Linked DNA regions of Mus musculus: regions 1 and 2 are each linked to region 3. Evidence: chromatin loops called from intact Hi-C (ENCODE). Cell type or tissue: heart. All regions are shown on one strand. Links, peaks and the distances in the headings refer to the core of each region. The heading gives the core; the rest is flanking DNA.

Region 1 (6,961 bases), core at 523-5,522, 56 kb before region 3:
GCATAATATTGAGAAGTGAATAGAATCCTCCAATAGCTGGCTCTGCAGCACCTATAGACTTCTTGTACTCTTAACTCTTACTTTACTTTTGGCATCATTGAATAATAGAAAATTCATATGCCACTTTACAAATGTAGTATTTTGGTAAAAATACAACCTTTAAAAAATAAAAAATATATATATATAAGCTATATGTCACTGTTAGGTAGACTTTAATTGCATAAGTCTTGTTTCAAAATACATTCTACAAAATATAAACAGAATAGAATAGCATTTCAATAAACAAATGCCCAAAATAACTTCAATCCCCAAATCTGGTTTATCAAGAAGTATTCAAGAACCTTAGGTAGTAATGCTTAAAGAACATACATATGAAATTATTATACACTAAAGGGAAAAAGTTAATGCCTAAGAAAGATCAATATGTCTATGCTGTCTTTCTTGGGTACCATTTTTAGTTCTCACTCAAGGGTGATCAGGATGAACTGGTCAGTACAAGTCTCCACTCATTTGATTTATTTAAAACCACTAACTAAAATATATGCATACACTGGAGTAAATGTATTTTTTTAAAAATGTAGCTAGAATGTATGTCCACTTAGAAGAGGAATAGATGTTCATAATAAACATTTTAAATACAAACTGTTAAATCCTGAAAACTGACCTCTGGAAAACAAAAGCAGTTTTAACACACATGGAAACAAAGAATGGAAATGAGAGAAAAGAGAGAGCAAAGTCTCTATGTAACTGGCTGCTCAGTCATTAGAAAGGTGCCCCCAACCACCATATGTTCCTCAAATATGCTATCACACCTACAATTTCATCATATGTCTCCCAAGAAATTAATTAGCTCTAACTTTTTCAACTTTGACAAAAACGTCTGCATCAGTCAGATTTCTAGCTGTTGCAAACATTTCAAAATTCAAAGCTTTCTTCAGCTTGTATTTAACCTTTTAATTACTATTAATCATTTAGCAACATTTAGAACAGCATTCATTAGACAGATGTCTAATTCTAGAATTTTGAATAATGTAAATTCATTTACACTTATATCTATTCTTGGCACATATTTATTTGGTGGTTTTACAAAGTAAAACTAAGGTTTAAAAACCATCATTTTACAGCTGTAGTAAAGAAGAAAATAACCAGAAATGTTCATGTTCTCTTAAACAAAACAATAAATTCCTGTAATATCAGTTTAGATGACTTACAGTAATAATGATCTCAATGATTTTAAAATGAAGATTGAAAAACCCTATACTATGTATGAGGTATGTGACAGACTTTATAATAAACTACCAGTGATAGAAAGAACTAAGAGTCTAAGAAAAAAGTATTTTCATAATATACCCATTAGCCATCAAACTAAAAAAAAACACTCCATCCTGATTGATCCTAAACCAAAGTTAGGCTACCATCAAACATGTAAAGTCACTTTCATTTCCATCAATGTATATAAAATACATTGTTAAGCCTATCAATTGTTCCTTGTGAGTTCATTCTGAAAGTATTATAGACTGTGGGATTCTAATCAATTTTCACTGTTTGCTAGTAATTAAGTACATATGAGCAATGAATGTGTTTCACAAATCTTTGCTCTTATAGTAAATGATAAATTATATAAAATATTTACTGTTAACTGCTAACACCCACTGATTCCTTTAAATTGAAGGGCATAGACTACAAAACTTGCCTTATCTTCTGTAAGGCCTCACAAAAAAAAAATAAATAAATAACTGAATGTTCCTTTCAATTATTTCAGGTAGCAAAGTAATATATAATCTAAAAATAATTTCTACTTTAAAAAGTATTAAAATTAAATTTCACTATTCTGACTAAAGTGAATGTTCAAATTAATCAGAATAAGACAGCCTCATAAACTGTCAATAATTCCTTGCTGATAATTCTCTTCCTTTGTGCAGCTACCCAGGTAAAAGTACAGTGATATGCACTATTTTTTAATGGAGAAGACTCTTAGAGGGATAGCAAGATGGCTCAGTGGAGAACACCTGAGCCAAGCTTGACAGCGTAAGGTCCATCCCCCAGGGATCCACATGATAGAAGGAAAGAACCTATTCCCATTAGTTGTCCTGTGACGGTCTTCACATGCACACTACAATATGCATATATATATACATATGCACATATAGTCAGTAAATAAACTTTTCCAAATTAAAATTTTAAAATGAACTTTAGAAATATCAGATATCCTTTATGAAGTTTTTAATGGCCTCTCCAAAAAGCAAAAGAAGATGTCTGCTTCTTTACAATTCCTAATTCCATCTTTTAAATACAGAAATGGGGAAATGAGAGAGAAAGAAGGCTCAGCAGTTAAGAGCACATACAGAAGACCTGAGCTCTGTTCCTACCACCCACGTTCCAGATGTGATGTTCTTACCTAGCCACTGTGCACACTGCATGCCCACAAGAAACACTTATACACCTAATATAAAACAATTCTTTTAACTAGAAAATGATGCCTTATTTCTCTTTGAAATCCCCGAACCTATCAAGTCTGGCAAAAAAAAGAATCTGATTATATTTTCAATAGCAAAAGTGAAACTTCAGAAATATCAGTATAGTAGCTATCAATATAGCAGAATCAAAATTTACAGTTCAGAAATGATCTGTATAGTATGTATGTGTGTGTACTGTTTTCAACTGAGGAAGGAAACAAGTGCCCATTCAAATTTAGTAAGTATTTATTAAGATCCTGCTGTGTTACAGTGAATATCTGGTTTAGATTAAGAAAGGAACAGTAACTACCTTGTCTTGACTGCAGAAAATACATGGGTTTATAGAATCAGAGAGAGAAATATATAGCCAACATGAGGTTGTAAGTTTCCTTGGGAGAAAAATTCCTAGAATTGGTAAAAACAAACAAACAAACAAACAGACACACACATTTATAAAATTAACAGCACAAAAGAATACCACATGCTTAGAAATCAGAAGATCTGGGCATTTCTAGCACAGTGACCTAAAGAAGCCTAGCGACTTATCACAGGAAAGACAGAAAAGAATACATTAACCAAAAAAAGACAGTTTCTGTTTTGAGGATGTAAATTTATAATGACCATGAGACAGTCATAAAAAAGCTTTAAATATTACACCAGAACACTTAAAGAAGTTAGTTTCTGTATTGGGAACTGCAGTTTGATTACTGAATGCCACAAAAGACCATGTTTTACAGGGCTTGTCCCCAGGTGGCACTACTGGTAAGTGCTAGCAAGCTCTAGGAGCCTAATGACAAGTCCTTAGGTCAATGGGGTATGTGTTCTCACAGGAGACTGTGGAATTCTAGTCACATTCTCGTTGTTCTCTACTTTTCCAGGTAAACAGTTTCCTGTGCAGCCTTTTTCATCATGTAGGACACCCTGATCAGATGGGAAAATGAATGTGATTAACTCAGTCTCACTACAACCTTCCTCCTATATAGGATTTATGATAAGTTCTTTCTCTTTGTAAGTGCTTCATGTATTTTGTTACAGTGATGTAAAGTAACACACTACACTTGAAGAAATAGTTGGAATTCACTGATTCATAGGCAAAATGTATATTCAAACAGCAGAAAAGCCAAGAATTTACAGACAGCCAAAGCAGCTCAGAATTGAGTGAGAAAGGGCTCTCTTCATATCTTATAGTAGCTAAGAAAGTCAATAAAATAGCACTCCAATGAAGAGATGCATCTGGAATGGAAAATATGAGGAAGTCAAGTAAGGTATATATTTCAGTAGGGAACAAGTAAACAAAAACATAAAATTATAAGGTCCTAGTAAATTATTATTAGTTACAAAATGAGTATTTGGAGTAAGAAAAAGAATGCATAAACTATTTTCTTCTAGCATTTTGTTTACATTATAATTGATGTTACATAATTTATTCTATAAGCATACTTAATATATAGAGAAATACATACGTAAAAAATTAGGAGTTCATTAATAACTTCACTTTTACCTATAGCTTTTAAAAAATATTTTCATTTTAAAAGTTTAATGCTTAAAGAATGATCAACGTAGCATATTTTTAAAATTTTTGTCATATGAAGAGAAATAAAATTTCCATATGAATATGTGTCAGTGATTAGATGGAAAATAGGCAAAAGAAGTAAGAATCTATGAAGATAAAGTAAGAGTGGCCAGGAACTAACCCATGTTAGTTAGGAAACTGGCAGTGACGGCATGGGCTCTGGGTCTACTCTCCTCTTTTTCTAAAGTATTTGTTTGAATGTTTTTTTAGTAAATGGGTTTTCAACCTAACAACAAACAGATACAACAGATAGTATCTACAAAGTTCTATGGTTATTAACCTCAGGTTGCCAAAAGGAATTAAACACAAGACTCTCTACATAGTGAAAAGTTGAAAAACTGACTTATAAAATAAATAAGCAGGAAAAAAAAAGGCTATGTAAACAAGTAATAGAATTTAATTCTGGTTTCATGAAATATTTAAATTATAAAATATTATATACAAAATATAAAAAAAATATATAATCTAACTATGAAATACAAAAAAATCTCTTTTCCCCACAAAAATTAGGCTTTTTTAATAATAACTGTTATTGTGTTACTTTAATTGTCCTTAGCAGTGGTTCTCAACTTTCCTAAAGCTGTGGCCCTTTAATAAGTCCCCTGTATTGTGATGACCTCAACCATAAAATCATTTTCACTGCAACTTCCTAACTTTAATTTTGCTACTGTTATGAATCACAATGCAAATATCTGTTTTCCCATGGTCTTAGATGACCCTGTGAAAAGGCTGTTAAACACACCCCCAAGGGGCCGCAACCCACAGGTTGAGAACCCACTGGCCTACCTAAGCAAAGTCTTTACATGTAGTGACAAAAGGAAGCACCTGTCAGAGCTGACTGCATTTTAGCTGGTACCTATAATTGTATTCGTCCCAGTTAATTCACCTGAGTTACTCCAAATCATTCTTAACAGTTTTTTGCCTAAATATTATATATATCAAGAAATCTCCTTTCAAACCCAACTGTAGAGCAGAATGTAAACCTGTGTCTTCCCACAGAACTCGTTCTATCACAAGACTATTACAAGTAGTTTTGAGTTAAGTTCCAAATCACTGTTTAAGAACCAATTTACATTCTTTAAAGAATACAATCATTCATGATTTTAATACATTCCCAAAATTGTGCAATTACCACCGTTGATTTCTGAGTTTTTCATCCTCTCCCTAGATAAAGAGAAGTACAGGTCACAAGAGAGGTGATAGAACAATGAGAAAGAATGAACACAAGGACAAGGCAGGCTGTGTGCTAGCTCAGGCCTCCACTTCAGCACTTGAGAGGCTGGAGAAGGAAGGTTGCCCAAATTTCCAGGCCAGCCCAGGTTGCAAGAGGGAGGGAGGAGAAACAAAGTAAAACAGGAATACAGGGAGGGATTGGGGCTTGGGGGAGAGGGAAAGAAAAATAGATTCCCAAGGACAGAGCCCCAGTTCCACAGAAAGGGCATTGAAGTCAAACCAAACCTCTTATATGAGGTAATCCAATGAAGAGCCTAACAGCTCTTTCCATAAGAGAGGCCCAAAGTTAGCACAAGGCTTAAATCCCACTGGGAGAGGTGGTGTAACAATGCCTTCACTGTGACAGGTCAGAACTGGAAGAAAAAAAAAAAGGACCTCACAAAATTGAAAAGCTTCTGTGAGGCAAGAGACCCTGTAAATAGGACAAAAGCGCAACCAACCGATTGGGAAATGATCTTTACCAACCCTACAAGTGAGGAATCTTGAATGGCTGAGAGGCATTTAAAGAAATGTTCAACATATCCTTAGTCATCAGGAAAATGAAAATCAAAACCCTGAAATTCCACCTCACACCAGTCAGAACAGCTAAGTTCAAAAACACGGGTGACAATGGTGAGGATGTGGAAAAAGAGAAACACTCCTCCATTGTTGGTGGGACTGCAAACTGGTATAACATCAGTCTGTTTTAAGGATTAGCCACCCAGAGTGTAATAGGGACCTGCAGAAGGGGACAATCTCTGTAGAGCCCAGGTTCTCTAGGGAGGCAAGGCTAGCAGCAGCTCCTGGCACCCTGAAAGAGAAGTTCCTAGAATGAGTACAGGAATGCTGACCTTGTTAACACTCCTTGGTTTGGTTTACTTTATTGGGCAGTTAGGGGGTTTTAGACAACCCTCCTTTTTCACCAACTATCTAAGATCCTTCTCATTTCTTTTTCCCTTCTGTGTGATCTTCCTTCTTCTTTTTCCCTACCTCTGTCCTTTAAAAAAAAATTAATCATCAACAACATACCTTACTTTAGTTCTGTTGTTTTCCCTCTGTAATCAACTGACTCCATATATATTTCTGTATGTGTTTTGATTTGATGATGAGGCTCTTACAAATTGTTTTCTCATCTGTGTGTGAGTGGTACAAGGAACTGAGCCACTAAGAGAAGCCTACTCAATAAGAATATTCTCAAAATAAACTGAAGATAGCCATCCAACAGATGTGAAAATTCCAACTCAGCATCACTGGGAACATGAAAAAGCAAGGCAAGATGAGTCCTAAAAAGAAAAAGTCACAGGCCTTCAATATAAGCCAATCCAAAGACAATGAAATACAGCAGATGTCTGACAGAGCGAACTTTACCTAAGAATCTATGGAACTGCAAAAAGAATCAAAATAAGAACTAAAGCTATCTTTAAAAAACTCTTCAGTGAGATTGTAATAGAGAGTTCACCAAGTCTAGGAAAAGAAATAGCATCCAAGCACAAGAAGCATTTATTAACTCTTAAGAGACTGCGGCTAAAAAACCTCTCCACAATGCTAAGAATATTGAAGCAAAGATATAATATGAAAAGCGATGCGAAAATGAGAACTCACTTATGAAGGCAAACTCATCAGAATAACATCAATTTTTCAGCAAATATCCTAAAAGCCATCAAAAAATAACTTTTTTATTTCAAGTCTTGAAAGTAAACTGTTGACCAGAACTACTGTA
Region 2 (6,961 bases), core at 1,701-6,700, 63 kb before region 3:
ATAATCACTGGTTGACACATTATTAACAGATCTGGAAAATATAAAAACATAAATAACTGAATACATCTAAAATTGAGCATTTATGCAATGAGAGGTAAAGTGTTATGACACAGACATTTTAAAGGTTCTGAAACAACAATTCAACTTTGGTAACCATGAACTGTGCTTTCTAAACAGCTTTGACACTGAAATGAACAGTCTTTTTATTTGATGACACTAAGTAAGACTTTCTTGTGATCGATACTATAAATGTTACAGAAATTTTACACTACCCACATTCCTTATCTAAATTTCATAAAGTGATAGATCTGTTAAATTAATTCCTAAACAATTATTTCTTAAGGATTAATCACTTGCCACATTTTCTAAATATTACCTCAACACAAGTCAGGTTCAGCATTTTCAGCTTTTTAACTTCTCAATAAAACAGTAACCTTTTAAATGTCAGAACCACATTAATTAGTTCATGTTTCTTTAGTTCCCTGATAGCTCCTGGGTAATCTGAAAGCTTTGTTCCACAGCATTATGCACTAAATTGTTGTGAAATTTGAAGACAGTGTCACAAACTTTCACTAAACTCGGTTAACATTTCTAACCATGGTTGGCTAACTTACCTCTATATCTAGGCCTAACAATCAAGGAGGTACTAACTAACCAAGGTGGGACCTTTGGCATTCTTCCTTGTTCCCCAACAGATCCTTCAATATATCTCCTCTTTAAAATTATGTTTTATTTATGCCAGTTTCAAGTTCCTCCTATTTCTTCCACTTTATCATGCTACTTTGGTCAGCCTTAATTTGCCCAAATGCACATACATGTGAAAACTTACTACTCCCTGATCTCAGCAGACAACAAGAATGCAAACTGCTTTAAAGGAATGGGTGAAAAGATAAAAAATAAAATATCTTGCTTAACTTGAATAAATTCAAGAAGATTTATTGAAATGAAAGTCAAGAATACAAAGTAAAACACTGAACTGGAAGGAACTCTACAGAAGCAGACCCAAAAGCAGTAACTTTTCACTTCTGTGCAATTTCTTTCCTTCCCTTTTCCTGGATGTACTGACTCTCAAAAGAGGGAAGTGTTCCCCTGGGGTCCTCCATCCCCTCTGGCTCTAACACTTTCTATGGAGTTCCTTGAGCTCTGAGGGGAAAGATCTGAGGGAGACATGCCATTTAACGTTGTGTGTTTGATTGTTGTTCTTTTGTAAACCAATCTTGTTACGTTAACAAGATTGAACAGAAGTGAATGGTTCCTTGTAGAGCGTATGAATGCTTCGCCATGCAGTCCGACTTCTCAAGAACCCCACTGACTCTGCTGTCCACTCCACAAGCTCCAGCTCTTCAACAGCCAGAGGCTTAGGCAGCTGACTGTGCTATCACAACAGGAATGCTGAGGCACTACAGAGACCCTCTAAAACTAAGATGAAGATGCCACGGGGTTATCAATGTCAGTGTAACAATGAGTCTTCTTATGTCAAAAGCATAACAGTTAATTTACAATTTGTCTTGATTTATTGTCTCTGTACTTATATGTTGTTCTTGACCCTTCCACTTCAGTGGAATTATAGAAATAGACTATGTAGGTCCTTTTGTAAGAATTGCCTTATTTCTGACTATTGTCCAATGGTATTTATTAAAGCTGAAGTCTTACACTATAAAGAAGGTGCTAACCTGTATAGTGTATTATCACTTGCATGACCTTAAAGGGAATAATTTCTTCCATTTCTTCTAACATCAAATATTTAAAGTATATTCAATAAAAAATTTATCTATTTGAATTCCAAATTCATTTGGTTTAAGTTTTATCAAATTTTTAATTATTATAATTAGTAAGAATTACATTAGTTGTTGAATTTATGTATCTGATTTCATTGTACTGTCAAGAGCAATACATGGCCAAGAGTGATGATTTTGCTTTTCACACTCAATGGACAGCTAGCAGTATTTCCATGTATTTTTGTTTCTGCAGCTGGACGAAGGAGGAAACAGAGATATATCAAAGTCTACAAAACAGCCTCCTTATTCTGTTCAAGTGCTAAGATTAAGAAATTATTTCATGGGGCTGGATACATGGTTCAGTGGTTAAGAACACTTGCTGCTCTTACAGGGGACTGGAGCTTAGCTCCCAGGAAACACATGGCAGTTCATAATCACCTGCTCACTCTAGTTTAAGGAGACCGGATGCCCTCTTCTGGGCTCTGTACACATATGGCACTATACACAGACAGACATACATGCAGGCAAAACACTCAATACACATAAAATAAAATAAACCATTAAAAGGGGGAGGAAGATGAGGAACTCCCTCCGGAGGGCAAGGATACTGACTGTTTTAATTCACAATATTCCCAGAATAGCTTGCTATATATGACAGTGGATAAACCAAAACTCAAGATGCATTATTACTTCTCACAACTTTGATGATATAAGCATTAAGAGTCATTCTGCTTTTGCAGAGGATCTAAGTTCAGTTCCCAATACCTACATCAGGAAGCTCACCACTACAGCTGTGGTAGATTCAAAGTCTATAGCTTCTGCAGGCCCTTACTCATGTGTACTCATGTATATATAAAATAATTCTTCTAAATAATTGTATTTTAAAAAGCAAGCATATATTGCATCATACTTTTCCAAAGTGACATGGTGGTTATGGCTGGGAGAAAGGGAATGAGGGAAACAGGTAGAAAGGCTCAAAGAGTCAGAAAAAAAGGGAGGGCAGAAACACGTCCGATGTCTGCTTTTTTAAGTACGATTTTTGTACTTAAAAAAAACACAAGTTTATTTACACTTATATATTTATGAAATAGATATCAGAAGTGGATAAAGGGACTGGGTAGGAAAGGGGCTGAGGAGGGGAGTAGGCTGTGAGGGAAGTTTGATGTATGGAGTGCAAGGGAAAGAATGGAAAACAGTGAGGGGCAATCTCTAGGATATCTGCCAGAGACCTGGGATGGGGGAGGGGGAAGAGTACCATGGTCTCTATGAGGATGAATAAGTTTCTTTTAAAAATCAGCAAATTTATTTCTCCTATTAGTAACAGAGTCAAAAGGTCATATCTTAGTGTAAGTCTAAAGAATATATCAAAATAACAAGTTTTATAGAGTATTTCAGTAGGCTGTTCAGAGGCACAGTCCACTAAGAGCAACTTAAAATGCTAGGTAAGATGATTCTGACAAACCAACTCCCACACAAGTATTACAAATGTATTTTATTGGCGCTAAAAATAAACAAAAAATAAACAAGATTTTGTAGCATAAATTTCACATCATTTAAGTTAGCAAAGACATCAACCCTTGAGCTTGGATTTTAGTACTTCTAGGATTGTGTGTGTGTGTGTGTGTGTGTGTGTGTGTGTGTGTTTGTGTGTGTTTCTGTGTCAATGTGCAAATGTGATATGAGGGTTAGAGAACACCCCTGAAAATCATTCTAAGGAACACTATCCACCTACACAATGAGAGAAAGGGACTCTCGTTGGCCTGAAGCTCATAAATAAAGCAAGATCCAGAGATATTCCCATGTGTGCTAACCCAGCATTTGGATTGCAAGGGAACACCATCACACACAGCATTTTATGTGAGTTTTGAGAATAGAACTCAAGTCCTCATGCCTGCCCAATCTACCCAACCCCCTCAGCTTCTGTTTCCAGAATTTTAATGCCTTCAAGTTATAATAAAGATATAAAATCAAGCTTCTTTCCAAGTGTGGAGAGAAGGGGGAGGTAACCTAACTCAAAGCATATAAATCTACATATGGTTTTCTATTACCATGCCTAGCACACAGAGCCAGTCTTCTTTCCAGGATTCTGCATTTGCAAAGTCATCAACACATTAAAACGTTTTATAATCCAAAATTCAGTAACATTCTAGCTGTTCTAAGAGTCATCTTTTACATGTAAAAAAGCAAATACTCTGAAAGCATAATAACCCCTGTATTCCCAGATGTGGATGGATAAGGTATCACTCAGGCTTGCTTTCATTTATTTACTATAACCAATGCTGTTGTGAAGTATGGTTAGTGCCACACTCTTCACAGTTTTGCTTTCTCTCAGTGACTTAATTGTCTAAAAGAGTCCCCACAAATACAAGTTTAAGTAATAAAAATGTTTCTCTGTGCAAGAAAGCTGTTATAAAATACATGTTTAAAAAAAGCTTCATTCAGTCATGACTTTAAAGTATTGGTGGCTATAAATTCAATGTCATGAAAATAATACTTACTAAATAAGGAGTCTTTAAAAGGAAACAAACAGGTAGTAATGTTATATATGATCAACTGACAAAAACATAAAAAGAAATCTGAAGGAACCTGTCCCCTGAAATTCCTTCTAGAAGCAATGCTTCAGCATGCATGTGGAGTTTTTACAACACTGATAAATGAGTAACAAGAATCAGCAGCATTTAAAACTGGTACCTTAGGAGCCAGGACCCCAGAAGCAAGATGAGAAACAGAAATAACAAACCATGAAAACAGTGCACTTTCAAAGATTTCAGAGGGTCACAGTCATCAGACAGAGTATAAGCTAAACATGAGTGTGCTTATCTTATGTTAATGAAGCTAAAGATCTAACTTGGAGTTTTCATCAGTAAAAGAGAAAACTGTAAATAACATGAGGTCTGACAACACAGCTCAGCAGGTACAGGCACTTTGGAACAGGGCTGAAAACCTGAGTCTGATCCTTAGGACCCACAAGGTGGCAGGAGAGAACAGATCCTCTTACTAACCAAAATTTGTCCTCTGAATTGCTCATGTAAACTGTGTCCCCCAAAACACACAAATCAAATAAGTAAGCAATATGAAAGACAACAACAATTGAGAACTCAAAAACACATGTAAAGAATTGACAGAGAACTCTAGTACCACATCAAACAACCAGAAAAAAGAGAAAAACTAAAGAAGCATAAAAATATCATCAACAACAACATTAAGTCATAAATTGTAAAGTATATACACAAAAGATTTTTTCCCAAGTTTTTAATTGCCTCGTTATACAATATCAGAAAGAATACATCAGAAGTGTTAGTAGCAAAGAATTTCCTGGATCAATGAAAGACATGTATAAATATCACTAACAAACACGAAACCTAAATGAAATGAAAAGGGAAAGAGAGGAAAAAGGAAAAGAAACACAAACACACTTCAAGTTTAAAAAAAAACAAAGAACATCTTAAAGAAGCTAAGGAATAGGATATTATCTCCCAAATACAGGACACGCTAACATGCATCTTAGTCATGCAGTGCAAACACAAAGGTAAAGGAATGACAGCTTGTGTGGGATTAACAAAGTAAAGACTGTCATAGAACTCTCTACTTGAAAAAAGAAACTTCAAATATTCAAGCTAAATAAATAACTTTTCATGTAAATCTAAGACATGAATGAATGAATGAATGAATGAATGAATAACAACAACAAACAGTACATGTACATACCACCATTCTGCCCTAAAAGTGAACTTCTGACATAAACACCACATTTGGATGAACCTATAAAATATAGGACAACCAAAGGAAAAATACTCTGATTCAACGTAACCACTTAAATACAATTTTTCATGCTAAGCATACAGCTCTGCCTGATACACAATTAAAAACTAAATGCTACCTAGGAAGAGGTATCAGTTAGCTTAAAGATATTTCATCTACTTTGGAAAACAATATTAAAATCCTTAAAAGAATACATTATGAAAGCATTTTAAGAAACTAGTAAGTATTCTTTTGTTAAAGCAAAAGTTAGGAGAATTTTAATTTCTTTATCCTGGAGTCTCTCTTGTTGACTCAACTACTGACTTTAATACAAATCTCAAAACTGTTCCTTAAGAAACTAGGTCTACAGACGGATGTGGTGATGCATGTCTTTAATGTCAGCGCTTAGGAGGCAGACATGTTTATCTCTATGAATACAAGACCAATGTGGTCTACAAAGCAAGTTCCAAGTCAGCCAGGGCTGCACAGTAACACCCTCTCTCAAAAGAAGGAAGAGAAAAAGAAAAAATTACAACCCTAAGAAATTTTTATAAAATCAAACATTTTATCTCAGATTACCTGGCAACTAGAAATGAATAAAATCAATTAGTCACTCCTATATTTTACTCCTATATTTCTAAAGAATATTTAGTATCTTCATAACAAATCTGAATTTTGAGATATTCTGGCATGCATTTGAATCATGTGAAATGGATAAACCTACAATATGTTTATTCAAATCAATCTTTCATTCCTAGAGGGAAAAATAATCATTTATTCTCAAACTAGACTGTGGATCATCTGTTCTTAAAACTTTTCATGTCAACCACAAATATTAAAATGAAATCATAGACAGTGAGTTTACTAAATTTTAATTGCCTCCTTGGCACTTGTTTATAATGATCTGATCAAGCTAATATATATGCCATTTTATAGAGGCAAGGTATTTAAGGAACAAAGAAGGATGTCAGAATTATCTTTTATGCCTGAATGATATATAATCAATGATCTGTCTAAAACTGGCTACAAACACATGTGACAAACTGTTTCTATGTGACAGGATGTATAAAGCTCCATGGGAAGAAAATGGACTTCTCCACCTATTAGTAAGGCAGTCAAGCACACTTGATCTCAAACCCTTTTTATTTTTCAAATCCTTATTTTTCAGGCATAAGTTCATTCAAGACTTATAAATTTCAAAACTAACTCAAAATTAAACTATGTTAATGAATAAAAGTCATCTCCCATTCTTCATTTAATGCCACCTGTTAGCCATGCAAAAGGAAAAAATGCCATACTTTAAGGGAAAAAAATGATCCAACTTATAGCTTGATAATGAAAGCTACTGTAGCTCTATAGTTCTATTTTGCTCTATTTAAATACTTGTTAAGTTCTGCAAAATAAACAAGCCTGTTCAAGATTTTTGTCTCAGAAGATTCTTATCATTATCAATCTTATCATTTTAAAATTATTTAAAGTCTTCAGCTCCAGAATAAGTCTCC
Region 3 (6,961 bases), core at 787-5,786:
TAGCTCCTATCCTCAAATTCTAATATACAGCTACTACAAAACAAGTAGCCATTCAACTCAGACCAAATCTGGGCTAAACTCCATTATTGGCTAAATTCTACCTTCCTTTCTGCCAAATCCCCCAGACACCCAAATATAATTAATATAGAAGAGACAAAGTCTCATCTGAACATTTTCTATTTTCTTCTAGTATACCTTTTTACCTTCCCTTCAGAATACAAGCAAAAATACCCATTTAGAAATATAAAATACCTGAAGTTAGCAATAAATCTTTAAGTATATTTAGATAGTTTCTAAGAACTAAAAGCATATTTATAAGTCAAAAGCATATGCTAGCTTACTCACCAACTACTATCTGAAGATTTCCTTATTGAAGAAATAAATTTACCTCTTATTGGATGAGGGATACCACAATAAAATATGTAAACAGTTCACATATTTTGGCATTTGAAACAATTAAAATGAAAGAGATGTTAGTTTAATCAATATAGCTTTTTAAACTATATTAACTTGATTCTGTAGAACTTAGAGTATAGATATATAATATAATGTATACTACAAAATAGCATATTATATATCATACTATACTATGTTTGAAATATATCTATACATTTGAAATTATAAATTTGAAATATACATACATATATGTATATTGAATGGGCAAGTTTAAATGAAACGATTTTTATGCTGTATGAAGTGTTTTCTCATGTGAAATTCACTTTCAAAATTGCAGCAAGATTGTCCTGAAGTAGATGAATTACAATATATGAAGTACATATAGCAAGGTCAGGCACATAGTAGGAATTAACTGGAAACTGAATCTAATTCTATCAGATTTTAAAGACTATCATAACACATCTGTTAATATTAGCCTACTTTTGCAGAGAGTATGCTGCACTGAAACAAGATTAAGAATACAGATGCACATGCTGAAATCTGGAGCTTATCAACAACTTTTAAATTACTCAAAGACTTAAGCACAAACCAACCATAAAGAATATTTACATTATTAATTCAGAGTAACTTGAAAATGCAAGTCAAATTATAAAATAAACCAAATAAAAGTATTTTTGTCTTGCATTTTATTCTACAAATCTAAAATTGGTTTGCTTTTTAATGCCATAAACATAATCACTATAAAGCCAAGCTCTCACCAAATCATGATTCTGATCCAATTAACACATTAACAAGAATCATCATCCCAGGGACAAATTCTTGAACTACTGGGCATTACAGAGTAAATTATAACTAGTTATCACTTCCTAAGAAGATGCAAAGTTTAAATGAAAGCTAAACTTCTACAACAATGTATGAAACAAGTTCCTCTTCAGAAAGAAGCCTAAGCATTTAGAAACTTCCATGTTAAAATCAAAACCTGGAGTTTAAAACTCCTAAACCCCCACACTGAAATCCATGCTAACATTTGTCGCAGAAGTTTAACCAACAGACTTTAAATGTACAGTGATCTTTAAATGTACAAACTTTAATGACAGTGATCCTCTGAATGAAGTCAAAAAACCTTACTCCTCCAAAGCACACTCCTCCTCTTAATATTTATTTTGTGAATGAAACTTTATTTAAAATATTTTAGGTGAAAAAGAAAAATCACACAAACAAGCCTGTAATGGTGGCACACACCTGTGATCCCAGCATTCAGGAGGCTGGGATCCCTAGCAGGCCAACCTAGGCTACAGAGTGAGTTTCATAGCAGCCTAAATTACACAGGGAGACCCTCTACTCCAAAACCATAATAAATACAATTGCAAAAAATAGAAAGCCCAAAGAATTTTCAAGTATTGTTCCATATAGAATACAAAACAACAATGTCAAGATTAAAGAAAAAAATAATTTTAAGTTGAAAATTAATCACTCATCATTACAGAAGACAGTAGAGGGGACAAGATGACTATGAATAACAATTTCATTTTTTGTAGTACTCCTTTAGACTAGGTATAACCTCTATGCTACTGCAAATGTACAAACATTAAAATAGCACATGTTCTCCCTAACTTTAAAATTTGAACCTCAAGATATAGATATTGAGGTCATCTCTGGCTTTTAAAAAGTTATCTTCAAACAGAATCAAAATTTTATATTGACAAAAGGAACAAAATTCAGTCTTGAACTGCATCTTGAATTTAACTGTGTATCTGGTATTGTGTTTCTAGAAAACAATTTATAAAGATACTTTTTAAAAAAGAATTCATGTTTTAGACATCCTATCTTCTGGAATATTCAGATTCATCTTCAAGCTCTAAACCATCTTTACTAGACTCTTCCACTCTTGGCTTTTCCAACATTTTCCTAAATGCAAATATAACTTAATATAATGAATGAGTCCTACCATAAATAAAATTCAGTGACTGTATGGAAATTTATAGTTCTAACAAAAAATTACTTTGCTTTACCAAATACAGAAGACATGTCTAAATTAAAGATTTGGGACAACTGTTATTTTATTACATATGAAGTCCTTGTTCTACATCCTTTTCAGAACGCTAAAAGTGTGTTGATTCTATTAATACCATAATTTAATCTATACAGAGATTTTATTGCTGGATTTTTATCTGTAAACTTTATCAATTTCAATCCATCAATGCTTTGAACCAAAATATATTACACTTGAGAAATGAATTTTATTTTCATAACATTATTCTGATGAAGACATTTGAGAGAATCCAAGCTTTGACTTATGGGTAAGCATTTTTTTTCTGCTTCCTAAAGATAAACAGTAAACACTACTACTGTTCAAAAACTGGCCCAAAGGAGAGATTCGGTTATCTCTAACCTAAGTGTAGATTCCCAGGAAATCTCAAACAAGGGACGACCCCACCTCAGCATCAGGACTATGGATGCCACCAGCTTAAGCTTCAACTTCGGGCTTCCAAGGGGCCTCACTAGCATCATGGCTGATGCAGACCGATGCGCAGGAGGCGGAGGAGGTGGACTAGGAAGAAGCTGGTTTGTTTACTTGCAGCCTGAGCCGCCCGCCGTCGCCGCCGCCGCCAGCAGCGACAGCATCAGTAGATCAGCCAAACCCAGCATCTTCCGCACATTTCTATTCTTAGCACACAACTCCCTAGCGGATCAAAACCCCACTACTATTAAAAACACAGACTTGCACGTTACCCACCTCGCACACGCACACCCGCACCCCATCAGCACCGTCCTCTCCCGGGCGCCGGCGGGGTGCGGTGGGGTGGGGTGGGGTAGGTAGCTGGCTAAGGAAGGAGACCCCGGGGACGCCGGTGCATCCTCGCCCGCACTCCCGCCACATGCGCAGACGGCCCCTCCCCCCAACCCAAACACCGACTCGCCACCGGCCGCTCGCTCGCGTTACATAACCTCGCCGCCGCCCCCCGCCCCTCGCCCCGGCCCGCCGCCCCCTCCCCGGGCCGCGCGGCCGACCGAGTCGGGGCGAAGGGACCCGGCTCGAGCTAAACAAGAGCCCTAAAGGCGCCGGGCCGGGCAACCCAGACGCGCAGCTCACGGTACCGCTAGGCCAGGAACACCCCCCTCCCTGGCCGCCCGCGCACCGCCGCCGCTCCCCCACCCCCAAAAGCTAGGGGGATGTCCGTGTCACCCACGCGGGGCATCCCCCGGCCTCCGCCTCCACACCTACGGCCCCAAAGCTTCAGGAGGAACGGGGAGGGGAACCCCGGCCCCCCGCCCACGCCCCCGGCGGCCGCGGTGACACCCAGACGCCCCCGCCTCACCCACCCGCGCCGCCGCCGCCCCCGCCCGGGGGAGGCAGGGAGGGAGCCGCGGGGCCCTCGGGGAGTGCGGGCGAGGCGGGGAGGGGGGCGAGAGCTGGGGGCGGTGGCTGTTACCTGCAAAGGCGGCGGCGGCGGCCCCGCAGCTGCTCGGGCGGTGGCGGAGGATGGAGCAGGGGGGGACGGGGGGAGGAGAGGGGGCGACTCGGGGGTCCCCCTCCCTCCTCCTCCCCTCCTGTCCTCCCCCCCACCCCGCTGAGCCTCTGGCCCCCTGGAGCCCGGTGTCGCCGGCGGGAGGGGAGACGAAGGGCTGCAGGGGAGGGAGGGAGGGAGCCGGCCGGGCGGGCGGGCGGCGGCGCTGGAGCGGGCGGCGGCGGCGGCAGCGGCGGGAGGAGGGAGGAGGAGGAGGGCGGGCGGCGGTACGGGGAGGAGGAGGAGGAGGAGGCGGAGACTCTACTTGGGAATCGGATGTCGGCTACAAATTCGATTCATCACTAGAAAACACGGCTCGGGCGGGGGGCCGTGGAGAGCCGCTGGGCCACGGGGCGGAGGCTCTGGGCCGAGCGCGCAGAGCCCCGGACTGCGGCCTCGCCTCGCCTCAGGGACCCAGCAGCCGCCTCCCCGCCCCCTCTTTCCTCCCTCCGGGGGCCGCCGCCGAAGCTTCTTGCCGCCGCCGCCGCGGGGCTTGTTGTTGACTTTGAGGAAAACTCCTGACGTCAGGGGCTGGCTCTCCGCGACTGGCGGGAGCGGCTTCCCCGCGCCCCGGTCCAGCTCACCGCCTCAGCTCCGCGCCCCAGCCGGGCGCTCGCCCCCAGGCTGCCCCGCGCCCCTCAGACCCGCGGCGACCCGCGCCCCTCGCCTTCCTCTCGCGAGAACACCTTCCCCAGCAGTCCGCGCCGCGGGGCCAGCGTTCCCGCCGGGAAGTTCTGGGCTTCCCCGGGCCGCGTGGCCCTGGACGAGGCACCCGAGGCGGGGCCCAGCTTTCCCCCCAGCACACCCACCGCACCGCCCCTGACGCCGCGGGCGTGCGGGCTCAGAGCAAGGAAACTCCTTCTCACATTCACCTGGGCGAGGCGGGCCCGGGGGCAGTGCGAGGCAGGTATCTGGCAGTCCCAGGAGATGTCACCATGTGTGGGCTTGAGGTTGTTGCAGTGGCATCCCGAGTCCCTCAGAACCACCTTGTGAGGGAGGTTGGTTTCATGGACTTGGGGGCACTAAGAAGATGTTGCTTTTGAAGTTCATGGTTGTAAGTACAGTAAAGACTGGTTTTTAGAAAATGACCCTTATCTTGCCACATCTCGTACCTCAGAAAGTCATAAAAGTTTACTTTTTCTGAGACTGTTTCATCGCTTCTAGAAACACCTGGCAAACCGGTATTAATTCTAATGGCTCCAGCCTTTGGGAAGAACCCGTTAGTTTCTCCCATTGCAAGAACCTGCTTAGTACCTTGGGCTTCTTCCTGTAGCATTTCTTCTGTTGTGTGTCTCTTCTCCCGATCTGTTGTTTGAACAAGAGATAGTGTATCCTGTCTGTGTGTGCCGCACAGTTACCAGTGAGCTGGCTGGGTCTCCATCGAGATGAAAATTACTGGTGATGATGGAGGTCTAATGGTCCAGTGGCTAAGGCTGGGCTGACAGACGTCAGAGGTTTATAGAGCTCTCACCAGAGAACTACAGTTTATGTTACCAAATCTTAAGAACCAGAATCAAACAGTTTTAAGAACTTGGATTAAGACACTTACTACTCTGACTTTGGTTGCCAGTGGCCTAGAAGTCTTCAAGTGCAACAGTTGGCTCTCTGAATAATTGGCAGCACTGAGCACCAGCTATGATTATAACCCTTAGGCTGTTGGTGTTGGTGCCTTGTGACAGTCCTGCAGTCTGTATGGTCTAACTGCCATGACCATCCCCACCTGTCCCCACGACTTGGCTGCTGCTACCACTTGCCATGGCTTCTTACAGGTGGAGCTGCCTTTTCCTCTTCCTGCTACCATTGTTGTACGCTGTATCGATGATAAACAGCCCAGGGAAAGACCATTTGAGAAATCCTTCATTGGGCCTAATGACTCCAAAACACCCTGATTACACCAGGAGCTGAGGAGGTGATTATTGTAATTCCAACACAGCATCTAGTTTTCCACCATTCATAAGCCCAAGGAACCAATCACTGGCCAGTTTGGGCTGCATAGAGGAATCCTGTCTTGCCAAATCCTATAGAATTCTCAGACTTATCCATTGATTTACTCTTTCATTAATTCAATACTTATTCTATGCTACTTTGTACCAAATCTTTCTTTTAAGACAGAGATGCTGACAGTATCATTTGCCTGAGGACACCCCCTTAGAATGATGTAGCTCAGTGATAAATACTTGCCTAGGGTGCACAAGGTTGCAGGTTCAATCCCCAGCACGCCAAAACAGAATTGACCAAGGTTTTGTCTTGCCTGGAGTACTGCTTTCCAAAGCTGGTACAGGTTATCTCTGAAAGACCTGTGGTGACTGGAAAAGGCCTGTAAAGCAGGAATCGTGGACTTCAGTTTCAGTTTCTCTGCAACCAGACTGTAGTTTCCTCAAGATGCCCTTGGACTGATCAAAGCAGGTCAGCTCTTATAATGAGTCAATCTGGCTAGTTTCCAAAAGGACTACTCTGACAGCTCAGTGGCCCACCTACCTCCCCTCTCTGAGGCACAGGGAAAGTTTGACAGCAGTCAACCAAATCAGCCTGGTTTCTAATAGTATATCCAATTAAAGGTTTCTTACAGTAAAGACCTATCATTAACATTATTTAATAATGTTTATCTATTGAAAAATAAGTAGGAAGAACCGAGTCCATCTATCCCATCTAAAGACCACATTTTTTTCTTATGAAATGCTTGCCTGATGTGTAGTCAGGAAATGGAAGTCCAATAAGAGAGAAAAGGGGATTAGTGGAGTTGTTTCATTTTCCGTTCCACATCTATAACTGAAACGTGGTTTTTGTGGCCATTTCTAAAACAAAACTTTCTCAATGGGGAGGAACTTGGCAAGCTCTATGTGAAGCCAAACCCCCAGCTAAAACAAAACAAATGGAAACAGAAAGGTCTAAGTCCTCCCTCACTGCCTTTCTCCTTCCCCCATGGCTCCTAAAAGTTGTGAATTAGCACCAGTCGGTCCTAATTCTGTTCAGTTTGTCCAAAAGGCACACATTCCCACAATTCCCAGATCCTAACATTGACTGTTAGCAAAATGATGGGGTTTCAGGTTTCATGA

Evidence for each region. Hi-C counts contacts between places; a loop is a spot of excess contacts. Peaks named below come from ENCODE experiments on the same cell type or tissue, not always from the same donor. Only the 100,000 strongest peaks of a DNase experiment are listed, where the experiment ranks them.
Region 1: it touches region 3 in a loop (2.1-fold over the local background); 3 of 42 quality-filtered maps call a loop at or near these places.
Region 2: it touches region 3 in a loop (2.3-fold over the local background); 3 of 42 quality-filtered maps call a loop at or near these places.

Annotation. Positions count from the first base shown.
Region 1 is chr1:177,198,376-177,205,336 of GRCm38, forward strand. All of the region lies in intron 1 of Akt3 (thymoma viral proto-oncogene 3), which reads right to left. Among named protein-coding and RNA genes, the nearest start is that of Akt3, 47 kb to the right of the region's middle. In heart, for the core only: a CTCF peak has its summit at 3,203 (motif pointing right); no DNase peak of the experiment used is centred there.
Region 2 is chr1:177,190,754-177,197,714 of GRCm38, forward strand. All of the region lies in intron 1 of Akt3 (thymoma viral proto-oncogene 3), which reads right to left. Among named protein-coding and RNA genes, the nearest start is that of Akt3, 55 kb to the right of the region's middle. In heart, for the core only: a CTCF peak has its summit at 4,680 (motif pointing right); no DNase peak of the experiment used is centred there.
Region 3 is chr1:177,254,316-177,261,276 of GRCm38, forward strand. It overlaps Gm36904 (a long non-coding RNA gene), which reads left to right and starts at 3,366. Exons shown (of 8, transcript XR_001779550.1): 1 at 3,366-3,491. It also overlaps a transcript of Akt3 not described here. In heart, for the core only: CTCF peaks have their summits at 3,082 and 4,532; DNase peaks (open chromatin) are centred at 3,096, 3,556 and 4,276; H3K4me3 peaks cover 2,682 bases; H3K27ac peaks cover 2,246 bases.